2 separate regions of the Homo sapiens genome follow, and region 1 is linked to region 2. A link is a contact called in ENCODE Hi-C data. All regions are on one chromosome and are shown on one strand. The core of a region is the stretch at or near the end of the contact, and the rest is flanking DNA. Distances in the headings are between cores, read along the strand shown. Region 1 overlaps LINC02966 (long intergenic non-protein coding RNA 2966). Region 2 holds the start of IL36G (interleukin 36 gamma).

The links. Hi-C counts contacts between places; a loop is a spot of excess contacts on that map. Pooled maps may share reads with other maps.
Region 1: a loop to region 2 is called in a map of naive thymus-derived CD4-positive, alpha-beta T cell, with 2.7 times the contacts of the local background. The contact joins the enhancer-like site here to the promoter of IL36G in region 2. A Hi-C loop is called at or near these places in 3 of 168 maps with a recorded cell type or tissue (CD4-positive, alpha-beta T cell, naive thymus-derived CD4-positive, alpha-beta T cell and posterior vena cava) and 1 of 50 pooled maps.

Annotation. Positions count from the first base shown.
Region 1 is chr2:113,366,809-113,372,029 of GRCh38, reverse strand. All of the region lies in intron 2 of LINC02966 (long intergenic non-protein coding RNA 2966), which reads right to left. LOC107985936 (a long non-coding RNA gene) reads left to right here. Exons shown (of 2, transcript XR_001739651.2): 2 at 1,266-1,638. Among named protein-coding and RNA genes, the nearest start is that of LINC02966, 44 kb to the right of the region's middle. Within about 2 kb of position 1,369, at least 3 of the 41 ENCODE cell types and tissues checked have a DNase peak (open chromatin) inside an H3K27ac peak, as active enhancers do.
Region 2 is chr2:112,975,995-112,981,361 of GRCh38, reverse strand. IL36G (interleukin 36 gamma) reads right to left here and starts at 3,356. Exons shown (of 5, transcript NM_019618.4): 1 at 3,284-3,356; 2 at 2,669-2,742; 3 at 2,037-2,141; 4 at 1,214-1,353. The coding sequence starts at 2,723. It also overlaps the pseudogene HMGN2P23.

The DNA of each region.
Region 1 (5,221 bases), core at 120-2,619, 390 kb before region 2:
ATTGTGATGATCTGCCCCACACACCAAAGTCCACTGTCTCAGAACCTCACCCCAGACCCTCTGGGGGCCCTTGCCTTAACAGTCAGCTTCTCACTGACCACCCTCAGCTGAGGCTGAGGTTCCCTGACACATAGCAGTTCTCTGCTCTGGTGGTGCCCTAGAATCACTTGAAAAGATTGGACAAAACACTGAGGCCCGGCTGGGCGCGGTGGCTCACGCCTGTAATCCCAGCACTTTGGGAGGCCGAGGTGGTTGGATTACGAGGTCAGGAGATCGAGATCATCCTGGCTAACACGGTGAAACCCAGTCTCTACTGAAAATACAAAAAATTAGCCGGCTGTGGTGGCGGGAGCCTGTAGTTCCAGCTACTCGGGAGGCTGAGGCAGGAGAATGGCGTGAACCCGGGAGGTGGAGCTTGCAGTGAACTGAGATCACGCCCCTGCACTCCAGCCTGGGCGACAGAGCGAGACTCCGTCTCAAAAACAAAAACAAAAACAAACAAACAAAAAACACTGAGGCCTGGGCCTCATTTGCAGCTCTTCTGATTTAACTGCTCATGAGTAGGGCCCAGGCAACAGGATTTTGTAAAATTCCCCAGATGATTCTAAGGTGCAGTGATACAGTGTGAGTCTCTGCTCACAATTTCTGGGGAAGCTCCAAGCATGGCCCTTTGCACATGCTTGTTGCGTTTAAGGAAAAGTCCACACACAAATGCAAAGAGCTTCACGAGGCACTTCAAACTAGTGTCCCTTTTCTTCAATCCTCTCAGTGGTTTCCATGGCACCTGGAGTGGCCTAGAAGGCAGTGTCTGTGACTTGGCCCCTGTCTGCCTCTCCTTCCACATCTGGAAGCACTCTCCTATTGCAGACCATGAGGCATCCCCCCGGCCTTCATTCTGCTCCCTTATCCTGGTGACTTCCATCGCAAGCCTGACTTCTGTGCATCAGTCAGCCTGGGCTTAAACATCCCAGGCTACCCCAACTGAAACAGGTCTCCTCCCCAGTCACTCCATTGCATCATTTTGCTTCATTGTCATAGTATTTCGCACTATCTGAAATTACTTTGTTTTTTATCTGTATAAATTTTTTATTGCCCATCTTACATCCCCCTCCCCTCCAACACACACACACATATCCAGTAAAGTAAGCCTCAAGAGGACAATTCTGTCTGTTCTTTCATGTCTGTATCCCAGTACCTACTGCCTGGGAGTACACCTGGAGCTCAGCAAACATTCACTGACTAAATGGTTGCATTTTCCCCAGCAGGATGTACAGACGAAAAAAGACCAGAGGATATCAAATCTCACCACAAGGTGGGAGCATGCGTCCAGTCAATCGAGAGATCCTCTGTGCTGCGCACTGAGAGCACTCGGAGAGAAATCGTCAACGTGAGGCGCCTCTGGCTTTCCATCCTTCCATATCTGTCTAATTAACTCACATGCTAAGAAGACCAGCCATCAAGCCAGACAAGGAAGCTGGGACTTCAAATTTCCCCTACCTAGCCTCAACTATTCTCCCTTTATGATGGGCACATTAATATTCTTCCAAAATATCAGCATCATTTTGCAACTGGCTACAAAATACTTTAAAAGGAAAGATTCCACATGTTCCAGAAATAAAGTGCTTGAAATACTTTTGACGATGAGGATAAAACCCGTGTTTTAAGAGGAAGTTAGCTAAGGCTGGAGAGTTGGAACCCTCTGGCTTACTGATATTTATTGATCAATTACTGTATGCCCAAACATGTTGTGTAATAGTTGATCAGTAACTACTAAGTATAAACAAACTTTGACACTCCTTACCACAAATGGGCTTTAATAATAACAAACTAGTGAAGTTGGTTGGGCACAGTGGTTCACGCCTATAATCCCAGCACTCTGGGAGGCCGAGGAGGGTGGGTCACAAGGTGAGGAGTTCAAGACCAGCCTGGCCAGGTCTTTTGTATTTTTTGTAAAATACAAAAAATTAGCCAGGCATGGTGGTGGGCGCCTGTAATCCCAGCTACTCGGGAGGCTGAGACAGAGAATTGCCTGAACCCAGGAGGCAGAGGTTGCAGTGAGCCGAGATCATGCCACTGCGCTCCAGCCTGGGCAACAGAGCAAGACTCCATCTCAAAATAAAAATAAAAGTAAATTGGTAAAGTCCTTTTTTTATATAGATTTTTCCCATGTGTCTGGGAAGACAAAATGAACATTTGAAACATGAAGCAGTAAAGTGCTCAAATTTGGTAGTTTGAACAATTAAAAGTTAGGGTAACTGTAGTATGCTGTTGAAGTATGCTGAATGAAGTATGCTGTTGAAGTATGCTGAATAAAGAAGAGAGCAAGCAACTTGGAGAAAGAAAATCAGAGTCTTCTGCTTGGGGTCTTAGTCACTTTACCTCTGAGTACCTGATTTGGGGGTGAAGCCCCCAGAACCACATATGCTTCATTTTCATAGTATTTAACACTATCTGCTCCATGCAAGTTCATTGAACAAATGAATCCATTTGTAGAGAGGGAATGATAATAATATTAACCTCTGTGGCTAGGAGGTTTAAATGAAATAATGAAGCCAAACAGGTTTTGTAACTCATAAAATGCTACAATATATTGTATATTATGATTAAATGCTAATCATACAGCCCAACAATAGGAGAGCCTGAGGCAGGCACGGAGGAGTCATTGTCCACCAGAGACCTGTGGGAAGGCTTCTTAGAGACGGGAGAGGGGCAAAGCTCTGGAGCATACCTCTCCACCTTTCTCCATCACGAGCAGCCAATCGGCATTTAGCATACCCCACCAGGCAGCAGGAACCCCCTTGCCAGTCTTCATGGAGAACATGGGTTCTCATCTGGGAACAAGTCCATGCTCCAAAGGCCAGAAATGCTTCCCTCTTGGCCAGATTCTTTCCAAATGGCAGAGAGTGACTTTTCAGCAAATTGGATCTAATAATATTCCTGCCAGGAACCCTCCTACCCCCACCTCACACATTAACATCCTAGGAAGAAAGGCTCTGGAGCCATTCAGAATCTTATTATTGCCACTATAATTATTATAGTTATGACTATGACAATCATTATAAGGAAAATCATCCAAATGTAGTAAGGCAAAAAAAAAAAAAAAAAAAAAAAAGAAGGTGACTTCATGGCTATGAACAGAGTTAAAAGGCCAGCAGATAAAGAGAAATGTCAATCTCTCTTCTGCCAGGCCACCTCCAAGTGTGTGGGGAAGCTGGGTGTGTATTGCAGGGGTGCAGGGGAACTGCCCTATGGGAGGAAGAAGTCCTTTCCTTCTCCTTCCTGTCCAATACTTGTCTGTTCTCCTTTCCAAATGTCTCTAGCAGCCCTCATTTCCTCTCCATCCCTTCTTTGACTGCCTGAACTCAGGCCCTCATCACCTCTTGCCTGTATTATTGCAAGACCCCCCTCACCCACCTTCCAGCCTCTGGGTTCACCCAGTCTCTCTAGTGTTGCCCCAAAGGGATCTTTTTAAAATAGATGGCATCATGACACTCCTCTGTAAAACCCAGGCGAAGCTTCCCATGGAAAATATGAGAATATATGTGGAAGTCTTCTGCATGGCTTGAAAGGCTTCAGAATGGTGCTATTATCTGCATGTTTGTGTCCCTCAGAAATTCACAAGGTGAAGGTGTTAGGATGTGGGGCCTTTGGGAGATGATTAGATCATAAGGGTGGAGCCTATGGGAATGAAATTAATGTCCTCATAAAAGAGGCTGCAGAGAGGCCCCTCACCCCTTCTGCCATGTGAGGACCCTGCAATAAGGTGCTTTCTATAAGTCAGAACACGGGCCCTCACCAGATATCCAATCTGCCTTGATCTTGGACTTCCCAGCCCCCAGAACTATAAGAAATACATTTCCGTTGTTTATAAACCACCCAATCTATGGTGTTTTGTTATAGCAGCGTTATGTAGCAGCCTAAACATGCTAAGACAACTGGCCACTGCCTTATCCTATGGAGCCCACAGGCAGAAAGACAGATTCTTGGCTCCTGCACATACATCACCCATTCACATGCTTTATGTCCTCTTTTCTCGTAGTCAGTCAAGTTGTTCTCATAGCCTGGAAGTACCTGTTCATCCTACCGCCTACCTTTTGAAGTCTTTCAAACCTTGGCTCAGACCACCTGTTCCAAATATTTCTCAATGTTGGAATTATCTTCTCCTCAGCCTCTCCTAAGTATATTATTTGCATTTAAGATACCCACCCTCAGATTTGGGCTACTAAGTTCACATCTCTAGCTCCCTGAGCCTGCAACCCCTGGGTGTCACCTCCTCCTCCAATATTTAGCATTAGTTAATAGTTGGAGCTGAACAAATGCCTGGTGAGTTGAAAGTATGTTTTATCGCTTTACCTTGGTATGTTCTTGCAATGATTCTGTGGGGCGAGCACATCACTGTGATGACCATGGTGCTGCACATGAACAAACAGAAGCCAAGCAACTTGGCCTGGGCCAGACACCCAGGTGATGGATCCATGTGTACAGCCTAGCTCACTACAAAGGAAGCAAGGGTGGACCCACTCAGAGTGGGACACTGCACTGGGGAAGTGCCTGGGGTGACTCCATGGGTCACAGTATATAACACAGTGATTAAGAATCCAGGCTCTGTATCTGAATCTCAGTTTCATCCTTTCTGTCTGTGCAATCCTGGGTAAGTTTCTTCATCTCTTAATTTCAGTTTGTTTGTTTATAAAATGAGGGTAATGATAGCACCCTCACAGGACTGCCAGGAGTAAATTAGATAGCATCAAATACTAGCATTGAAGCAGGCATATACCGATACGTAGAGTTTTGTTGTGATTAAATTAGCACTAAGAGTATCGACAAACGACAGAGTCATATTTCTCTTTTGTGCCTGGGAATAGTGAAGAGGAGTCCAAAGTACCATCCCAGGAATGAGGAGGAGAAGGAGAGGTTGGAACAACATCCCCTGGTTGCCTGAGCACATTCCCAAGATACCAGGCCACCCATCAGCATTTCCCAAGCAACAAGTCACTGTCATTTCCTCCCCCATGCCCTGGGAAAGTGCACAAATTGAGTTCATTCCACAAGCCACTGTCTCCTCTTCTCAGGCCCAGTCATGACCCTCCCAAGCTATTTGATACACAAAGGTCCAGGTATCAGCCATGTTGGATGTGGTTCTGCAGGCATCTTTAGGTACACAAAAGATGAAAGCAGCACGCTTGCAACGAAGTTAGTCAGTGCATGGAAGAGATGCCTT
Region 2 (5,367 bases), core at 2,107-4,606:
CGCAAAGTTGTCTGCTAAACCTGCTCCTCCAAATCCAGAGGCCAAGCCTAAAAATGCCCCTGCAAAGAAGGGAGAGAAGGTACCCAAAGGGAAAAAGGGAAAAGCTGATGCTGGCAAGGAGGGGAATAACTCTGCAGAAAATAGAGATGCCAAAACAGGGAAGGCACAGAAAGCTGAAGGTGCTGCAGATGCCAAGTGTAGTGTGTGCATTTTTGATAACTGTGTACTTCTGGTGACTGTACAGTTTGAAAAACTATTTTTTATCAAGTTTTATAAAAATGCAGAATTTTGTTTTACTTTTCTTTTTAAGCTATGTTGTTAGCACCCAGAACACTTCATTGTTGTTTTTAGGGGAAGGGGCATATGTCACTAATAGAATGTCTCCAAAGCTGGATCGATGTGGGGAAAACACCTTTCCCTTCTAGTTTTGAGAGAGTTCCTCTTGGCTCCCAGGAGGAGGGATTCTCTGACTTTGACACACATGGCCACCTTGGCAGAAAAGCCTTGTGGTATGGAAAATAAATTCATTTTTATGTCCTCTTCTCCCTTTCCATCTTTCAGCATAGATTTAACTCCTTTAAGCCAGACATCTGTTGGGACCTGGCCCTCAATCATTGGTTACCAGTATGTCAGGCACTCTGGACTTTCCAGTGATGCCACTGAGATGGCACCTGTCAAAAGAGCAGTGGTTCTGTTTCTAGATCGTGGATCTTCAGATAAATTCTACCATTTTCATTTCACTTCCTGAAAGTCAGGGTTGGCTTGTGAAAAGTTTAAACCACATGCTAAATGTGAAATGTCAACTCTCACTCTAAACTCTCCCTGTTCAGAGCATCAGATGAAGACTTCATTGAGTTTTATAGTGGCTTTCTGATTTTTGGTAGTCCTTTGAACAAGGGAGTTTGAAGTTTGCTGCATACTCTTAACAATTGTCTGCCCATATCCTGCCTGAAATACCATGAATGTTTATGGAAAGTATCTTTAATAAAGCTGGATGCAGTTTGGCTTGGAAAAAAAAAAAGCAAAACAAGGACCTTAACTACTGACAGCCAGAATAAAAAGAAAAGTGTATTGCATGCACATAACTTAAAAGAGGCTGGGAATAAATATGCTTAGGAAGATGAGACTATTTCTTTTTTAATTCTAAAATTAGGTATTCAACCAAACACTTCTAAAAGGAAAGGCTTTTTAAATATTTTTCTTAGCTACTCACTTTTAGCTGCAATGTGGGCTGTTCTCCAACCTTCTCACAATACAAACACATTTCTGGATTCTGGATTCCCAAATAAATGGGATCCCCTCTGCCTTGCTCAAGAGCCTCTGGATACTTGCATGTGATAACAGCAACAGTGACTGTAAAGATAAGAGGAGAGATGGTATCAGTTTCCTTTTGAAGTCAGAAAGATTATTTGATTTAGCAGGGCAGTATCCTCAAGTGGATCTGGAAGAGAGCTGAAGAGTGTAATCCCAACTAGACCCACCAAATGGCCAACCCCCATATTCATTCATTCATTCATTCATTCATACCATGTGCCAATCACTGCCCTAGTAAATGAGCAAACACAGAGAGCTAAGCAGACAACAGAGTATGCTCTTGAGATTCTCACGCCTCTGCTTGAGCACATGGAGATGGGGAGCTCCTACATCAAGCAGCCCCTCTGATTCTTGGAGAGCTTGGTCCCTTTTGCAAGTTTTTCCCAATGTGATGCTGAAACCTGCCTTTCTGTGGTATTCACCCATTTAGTCATTTTAGGACACCCTGAAGTCATGCAGAACAAGCTACTAGTCTTCCATAAGACAGGGCTTCAGATGACTGACAGCAGCTTTCCTATTCCCTTGGAGGCTCCTCCACCATCTCTGGCTTCTTCATCTTAGTGGAACCCAAAGTTCTCCCTGACTTCTCTTCCCAATTAGGTGTGAAATTCTCCCCACTCCTGGTGGGCCCCATTGTAAAGTCACACTTTTACAAAAGGCTGATGCCAGCTTCCCAGCCACAGCAGTGCAAACAGTGGGGAAGGCACAGGGTGACCACTCACCTGGGGTCACACTGTCACTTCGTGGAACTGCCACAAGGTTCTGACCCTGAAGGGTCCACACTTGCTGATTCAAATCATTAATAGTCCCAGTAATAGGTTTACACACTGATTTTGGGATAGAGAAAAAAATGAAGAAATATTATAATCAAGGCTGCTTTACTAGACCCAGGAGAAAAGTATCTAACCCAGGCCATTTTGTAAGGAAGGTGTGGGGTTTGCATCCCCAAACTGACAGCACTCACATCACCCATCAGCCTAGCCTTTCTTTCTAGTGAAGTTGTGAGCTCTGGTGAGGAAGGCAAGGGCTACCAAGGGAAGTCACTGGTTTAAGAGGGCAAACTATCAAGACAGAGGGCAATGAGCAGTCTCACAGAACCTGTGTGCCAAGGCCCAGCTACCCTCTTTTGTGCCTACTCTGTGCTTGGCCCCGGTGCTGGGGACTGGAGCTGGATCAGTGACTAAGCAATAGCTCCCACCCTCCAGAAGCCCAGGGCCCAGTGGTAGGTGGGCAGCACCAGGTGGGAAGGGCAGTGTACAGAGAGGAGCAGAGAAGGCTGGGGCTTCCACAGGAGATAGCGTGAGTGCAGAGGGCCTAAGCCTCCAGAGCCCCATCCCAACAGCATTTGATTCACTTGATTGATAGACGGCCCTTCCTCCACCATCAGCGTCTCCTGGAGTGCCTCTCATAGTGTGGTTGTCTCAGCACCTGTGAAAGCAGACATAGAACAGATGAACCACAAGAGATGTTTCCAAGACCTTCCAGGACACTAGCTCCACAGGCCCTCATTCTAGACAGGGAGCTGGGAAACCTGGCCTGACACGAAGCTCTGGGCAGAAGTTCTGAGCCACATCTGGGACGAAACTTGAAGGAAGCATCAGCAAAGGGAGAACAGGTAGAATTTTCCTCCACCTGGAGATCCAGATAGTATGGTAGTGTCTCCCCTAGGAGTTCGAAGGCCAGGCATAAAATTTGACCTTAAATAACCCACAGGCACCTGATGCCCTGACTCCTCTTCTCTGAAGCCTCCACCCCTTCATCGGCATTGTTTTTGCCTAGGAGCAGGGGAGGGTCCCATGCCAGGGCCACTCTGCCAGGATCCCAGCAACTCCCCAGTAAGAAGCAGCCACACATAGGACAAAGCACAGAGCCAGCCTGATGTGGCCCTTCCCTTCATTAAGCCCAAAGCACAGATGAGAGGAAAGGCTCCAGAGGGAGGGAGAAGAGGTTTTCCAGCTATTGACTATACCTGGCAAGAAAGGGTCTTTATCTACAGTCCAGGGGACTGAATCGTGGCTCCAGCAGCTTCCAAGGTCAGTGATGGGTTCTAATGGAGCCTGGATCATTTATCTGGATGAGCAGAGAAGGAGGCTCCAGCTTCCTGGGTGGGGCATGAGAAACGTATGACATGAAAGAAAACCAGCTCCTCCTACCAGAAGATCCTGTGAGGCTCGGAGGAAGAAATCACAGAATTAGCACAAGTATCACCTGTCCGGGCTCGCTGAGAAATAAGTGTTGAGCCAATCCGCACAAAATCAACCACAAGGAAATGAGGTTGATGACAGATCCTAGGTTTCTCATAAAGGGGAAACTAAGGGAATTTCCCAGAGTTCAGCTCTCCTGTCATGTCATTCTAGAGCTAGAACTGGAAATGCCAGGCACTCTCATGTCAGGGACTCCATCTCCTGGGACTGGGAGCCTTGCCCTCTGCAGTCAGGCTAAAGGCATCCTGTAAGAGCAAAATTAGCCACACGTCTCAGGCAAGGTCCCTGTGGCATTTCTCAACTACCCCACCTAAGGCCACACCTGAATGGAAAGCCAGGCAGTAGAGCTCCCCTACCTAACACTCTTTCAGCTCCATCCACATGGGGAGCCACAGGGACTATGCAGACTGGTCTTTTAACTGAGGCAATCCTAGTTTCAGGTACCCTCAAAATGCAGTGGACTCCAGAACTGCCTAAGGAAGTAAAGAGGTGGGCAGCGATTTCTCCCAAATCTGAGCCCCAGATGCCAGCTTATCCCCCACCCTCTGCCCTAGGTTCCTGATCAGTGGTAATAGTTATTTTTATATCTTGTTTATACACCCCATCCTATCTGCTGTAGCCAAGCCTAAAAATTTACTGAGGTATAAGTTAACTACTAGAGTGAAGTGAGTTTTAGGAGACAGACTTGAAGCACTAACAGCTTCAGGTTTACCCATCTATAAGGAAGAAAAGCACAAAGAATGAGACAGAACCTTCCAGATAAGCTCATCCATGAGCCCCTCTTCCCAGCCCTGCAAAGAGTCTCCTGACTCAACGTCTCTTACTTTTCACCCTAATCTCCTTTCTGGCCTTGGAAGAACACAGTCCTTTCCTGCCATGGCCCCAATTCTATCACTTTTGGCTTCCAGTGTTTCTGTGACCCTAGGAAAGAGTGTGGTAATGCCAGGTGCACTTTTGTTCAAAGTCAACCTGAGCCAGTGCCACCTCACTTGAGTCTCCATTGCCCTGTTAAAAATCCCCTCCATTACACATCAGTCAACATAACTCCTTTCTTGGGATGTTCACCACAAAACAGCATCTAAAATTCCCATCATTTGACCCCCCAAATCCCTTAAGCCTGAATTTCCAACTGGGATCCCTCTGAAAGCAGAATCCATGCTAGGAATTGCAAACAAAGGGAATTGAATAAAAGGAACTAGATACACGTGTGTTGGAAAGCCAAAGAAGATTAAGGGATTGCTGTGGTATCTCAGATAGTAACAACTACAGGAAGGAAACAAAAGGGAACAAAAGAACCTAGGTCTCAAAGGAGCGCTTTTGTAGGACTTATCCCCAGATATGAGTCGGAGGTGAGGCGTTCTCTGCCAAATTGATGCTCAGACCTCTGAAAAGAGAGTACAGTCTGGTCAATGCTTGGAGCATGAAGGTGGAGGGGAGGGGTCAAGAAGAGGATGCTCAGAGGACTCACAGGACACAGCTCTAACAGCTGAATTTTCTTTGGTTCAAAAGCCTGTGGGTACAGCTAGAACTTCCCACGCCCAGATGAAGGTTGCAAAAACTATAAAAGAGGGTGACATGTGTCCTCTTCAGCCTCCGCCCTCATTCCACTTGGTCCTGACCCTTCAATAGATTCCAAGCACTCAGAGAATCCAGCCCTTCCTAGAATTCCCAGCACTCAGCATCCATCCTGAAGTCCCTAGTTTAACTGTTAGTGTGAATAAGTATCAGAGAAATTGGAGGGAGTAGGAGTGATGATGATAAAAGGGGAGAACTGAATCACTGGGGTTGATCAGTAAAGAGCAGAGATCACATCTACTGAAGAAATGGCCCCGAACGTTTATCTTAAAGT